Linked DNA regions of Mus musculus: region 2 is linked to region 1. A link is a loop called in an ENCODE intact Hi-C map of the cell type or tissue named here. Cell type or tissue: left cerebral cortex. All regions are shown on one strand.

Region 1 (2,500 bases):
TTTGGAATATGGTGCGTCATTTCTTTTTACCATTTCCCCTCAAAGGTGATTGACATGTCCAAGCTACTATGGTAATTTTGAGACAGGATTTGTCTCATCAGCATCAAAAAGACAATTCTCTATGAAAACAGTATTTATTCAAGAAACTACAGGACAGTCATTAAAAAAATATATTCATAAGTATCAACATATGCATCAAAGCTCTGAACTTACTTAAATCTTCTGATAAGTCCTTTTCAAGGAATAACAGAACTTGCCTTTGGAGCAGACAGTTTCTTGATCCTGGAAAGGCTTTGCACACATACACCCTATTGCTGTGTGAACTTCAACATGTTGTTTTACTTCTCTGGCCATGATACCTTGTACTTGCTAATATTCAGTCAACTTGACAGAAGCTGGAGTCAGGATTCTTAATTAGTGATTCCTGGGGGGGGGGGGGGTTAGCCTGTTGTATGTAGTGGCATCTCTGGAGGGGTGGTTCTGGCTTCTATAAGAAAACAGGCTGAGCAAGCCACAAAGAGGAAGCCAATAGGTAACACCCTTCCATGGTCTCTGCTTTAACTCCTGCTCCCAGGTTCCTGCCCTGCTGGAGTTCCTGCCCTTATTGCTTTTGATGATAAACTGTTATATGGGACTATGAATGAAGTAACCCCTTTCCTCCCCAAGTCCTGGTGTTTTGATCACAGCAGTAGTAACCCTAAGACATTCTTCATCCACATGAGGGACAACTCATTAACTTGACACTTCACAGACTTCTCATGTGGTTCTAGCCTGTGAGGAGAGAATTCCTTTAACAGACAGCTCATTTCCCCCTCTTTGTTTCTTTATAGACAGCTCTCCCTCGCCCTCCCCCTTTCCTCAGCCTCATTTGGGGATAGGACAAGAGCAAAACACAAGGAAAGGATCAAGTCTCCACTTGCTGGGAGGCTATCTCGGAGGAGTGGTAGAGCTGTCGGTTGTCAGGAAGAATATGGGGGTGGGGTGGTGTTCAGTATTGGGCAAATGAGGCTGGAACCATGGTGGAACAAGTTCACCATATCCCTGCCTTCTTCATCCTGTTAGTTTTAGATGTCAAAAGGCTGAGAAATTAGTTTTGGCCTCTCCTTCTGAACTGAGGTGCTTCGTAACCTGGATGGTGCTTGAAAAGGGGACACCCAAAATCGATTTTCTTCTCAATAATCCATCACCAAGATCTCACCTGTACAAAGGTGAGGCTGCAGAAGCCGGGAGAGAGGCTTCTTTGTTAAAGCTGTCAGTGTGTTGGATGATTGTGCTTTTCTAATCATGCCCTCAGCCAAGGTCATGGGCAGAAGGCGCTTTCCTTTCCTTCTACCCAGAGAAGAGTTTTCTGTGTTCCTAGGGTGTGAGGAATTCCAAGGGCTGAAATCTGACCCACTGGAAGATAGGAGCTGGAGCTGGCTCTGCCCCTTTCTGACCTACTTCTCTAGTTGAGACTGTGATAGAAGTATTTATAGCTGCTGTCGGGCAAAGGCAAGGATTTAGAGAAGATTCATGAAGCTCAGATATAGTGACTTTCAGAGTCTTTCCTCTCCTCGCCTCCTCTCTTCTCCTCTCTTCTCCTCTCTTCTCCTCTGTTCTCCTCTCTTCTCCTCTCTTCTCCTCTGTTCTCCTCTCTTCTCCTCTGTTCTCCTCTCTTCTCTTCTCTTCTCCTCTCTTCTCCTCTCCTCTCCTCTCCTCTCCTCTCCTCTCCTCTCCTCTCCTCTCCTCTCCTCTCCTCTCCTCTCCTCTCCTCATCCCTCTCTCTCTCTCTGGTTGTATACAAGGAAAAAAAAAGGTTGGTGTGAGATGCCTTCCTTTATTGTTCTCCACACTGTTTCTTTGAGACAGGTCCTCTTACTGCACCTGAATTTCCTGTGCTCAGCAAGGTTAGCTGGCTAGTGAGCTCCAGGGAGCCTCCTGTCTATTTCTCCAACACAGGGGTTAGAGGTGTTTTGTTACTATACCCTTGGATGTTGAGGATCCAAATTCAAGTTCAAGCTTGCCTTCCATACCAGCTGATATGTCTCCAGCCTCAGAAACTTCTTAAAAACTATACTGCCCAAGAAGACTATTGGGCAGTTTGACCCACATGGGGAAAATAAAATTTTGATTCCTGAAAGGGGGGGGGTGTCTTGGGCATATATTAGAGAACCAGAGTGTTCAGGAAGGGCACAGTGTGCCACTGTGAATGCACAGCTGCTGTCTGAGTACTGTAGGACTCTCTGACATGCCTGCCAAAGCTTCTTGTTTTCCCCTCCATGGAATGTATTTGCTTTGGCTGATGTCAAAGCACAGAGCATCTATCCAGCATCCTGTGAGGGACACTCTCATGTGGCACTGACTTCTCTCTTTCCCCTTACTGCTTCTTAAGCCCTGACCCTTCACAGAGAAGGAGAAAGGAGAAAGGAGAAAGGAGAAAGGAGAAAGGAGAAAGGAGAAAGGAGAAAGGAGAAAGGAGAAAGGAGAAAGGAGAAAGGAGAAAGGAGAAAGGAGAAAGGAG
Region 2 (2,500 bases), 360 kb after region 1:
TTTCTCCTTTCCTTTCTCCTTCTCTGTGAAGGGTCAGGACTTAAGAAGCGAATAAGGGGAAAGAGAGAAGTCAGTGCCACATGTGAGCGTCCCTCACAGGATGCTGGATAAATGCTCTGTGCTTTGACATCAGCCAAAGCAAATACATTCCATGGAGGGGAAAACAAGAAGCTTTGGCAGGCATGTCAGAGAGCCCTACAGTATTCAGACAGCAGCTGTGCATTCACAGTGGCACACTGTGTCCTTCCTGAACACTCTGGTTCTCTAATATATGCCCAAGACACCCCCCTTCAGGAATCAAAATTTTATTTTCCCCATGTGGGTCAAACTGCCCAATAGTCTTCTTGGGCAGTATAGTTTTTAAGAAGTTTCTGAGGCTGGAGACATATCAGCTGGTATGGAAGGCAAGCTTGAACTTGAATTTGGATCCTCAACATCCAAGGGTATAGTAACAAAACACCTCTAACCCCTGTGTTGGAGAAATAGACAGGAGGCTCCCTGGAGCTCACTAGCCAGCTAACCTTGCTGAGCACAGGAAATTCAGGTGCAGTAAGAGGACCTGTCTCAAAGAAACAGTGTGGAGAACAATAAAGGAAGGCATCTCACACCAACCTTTTTTTTTCCTTGTATACAACCAGAGAGAGAGAGAGAGGGATGAGGAGAGGAGAGGAGAGGAGAGGAGAGGAGAGAAGAGAAGAGAGGAGAAGAGAGGAGAAGAGAGGAGAAGAGAGGAGAAGAGAGGAGAAGAGAGGAGAAGAGAGAAGAGAGGAGAAGAGAGGAGAAGAAAGGAGAGAGGAAGGGGCTTCCTGGCCAGCGGAGTTGCCTGACACCCTCAAGGGCCCACACAGGATTCTCCACGGGATCCTAAGACCTCTGGTGAGTGGAACACAGCACCGGCCACAATCCAATCGCACAGAACCTGAGACTGCAGTACATAGGGAAGCAGACTACCCGGGCCTGACCCGGGGCAATGGCCCCTTCCGCTCCACTCGAGCCCCGGGCTTCCTTGCCAGCAGAGTCGCCTGACACCCGCAAGGGCCCACACAGGATTGCCCACGGGATCCTAAGACCTCTAGTGAGTGGAACACAACTTCTGCCAGGAGTCCGGTTCGAACATCAGATATCTGGGTACCTTCCCTGCAAGAAGAGAGCTTTCCTGCAGAGAATACTCTACCCACTGAAACCAAGGAGAGTGCTACCCTCCCAGGTCTGCTTATAGAGGCTAACAGAGTCATCTGAAGTACAAGCTCTTAACAGAGACAACTATAACAGCTAGCTTCAGAGATTACCAGATGGCGAAATGCAAACGTAAGAATCCTACTAACAGAAATCAAGACCACTCACCATCATCAGAACGCAGCACTCCCACCCCACCTAGTCCTGGGCACCCCAACACAACCGAAAATCTAGACCCAGATTTAAAAGCATTTTTCATGATGATGATAGAGGACATCAAGAAGGACTTTCATAAGTCACTTAAAGAATTACAGGAGAGCACTGCTAAAGAGTTACAGACCCTTAAAGAAAAGCAGGAAAACACAGCCAAACAGGTAGAAGTCCTTAAAGAAAAACAGGAAAACACATCCAAACAGGTAATGGAAATGAACAAAACCATATTAGAACTAAAAAGGGAAGTAGACACAGTAAAGAAAACCCAAAGCGAGGCAACGCTGGAGATAGAAACCCTAGGAAAGAGATCTGGAACCATAGATGCGAGCATCAGCAACAGAATACAAGAAATGGAAGAGAGAATCTCAGGTGCGGAAGATTCCATAGAGAACATCGACACAACAGTCAAAGAAAATACAAAATGCAAAAGGATCCTAACTCAAAACATCCAGGAAATCCAGGACACAATGAGAAGACCAAACCTATGCATAATAGGAGTGGATGAGAATGAAGATTTTCAACTCAAAGGACCAGCAAACATCTTCAACAAAATAATTGAAGAAAACTTCCCAAAGATAAAGAAAGAGATGCCCATGATCATACAAGAAGCCTACAGAACTTCAAATAGACTGGACCAGAAAAGAAATTCCTCCCGACACATAATAATCAGAACAACAAATGCACTAAATAAAGATAGAATATTAAAAGCAGTAAGGGAGAAAGATCAAGTAACATATAAAGGAAGGCCTATCAGAATTACACCAGACTTTTCACCAGAGACTATGAAAGCCAGAAGAGCCTGGACAGATGTTATACAGACACTAAGAGAACACAAATGCCAGCCCAGGCTACTATACCCGGCCAAACTCTCAATTACCATAGATGGAGAAACCAAAGTATTCCACGACAAAACCAAATTCACACAATATCTTTCCACAAATCCAGCCCTTCAAAGGATAATAACAGAAAAGAAGCAATACAAGGACAGAAATCAAGCCCTAGAACAAACAAGAAAGTAATCCCTCAACAAACCAAAAAGAAGACAGCCACAAGAACAGAATGCCAACTCTAACAACAAAAATAAAAGGAAGCAACAATTACTTTTCCTTAA

What was found. Hi-C counts contacts between places; a loop is a spot of excess contacts. Peaks named below come from ENCODE experiments on the same cell type or tissue, not always from the same donor. Only the 100,000 strongest peaks of a DNase experiment are listed, where the experiment ranks them.
Region 2: a loop joins it to region 1, with 24 times the contacts of the local background. A loop is called at or near these places in 14 of 42 quality-filtered maps.

The regions. Positions count from the first base shown.
Region 1 is chr2:80,853,999-80,856,498 of GRCm38, forward strand. No RefSeq gene overlaps it. Among named protein-coding and RNA genes, the nearest start is that of Gm22652, 5.0 kb to the left of the region's middle. In left cerebral cortex, no CTCF peak of the experiment used is centred here; a DNase peak (open chromatin) is centred at 1,374.
Region 2 is chr2:81,212,047-81,214,546 of GRCm38, forward strand. No RefSeq gene overlaps it. Among named protein-coding and RNA genes, the nearest start is that of Gm23452, 230 kb to the left of the region's middle. In left cerebral cortex, no CTCF peak of the experiment used is centred here; no DNase peak of the experiment used is centred here.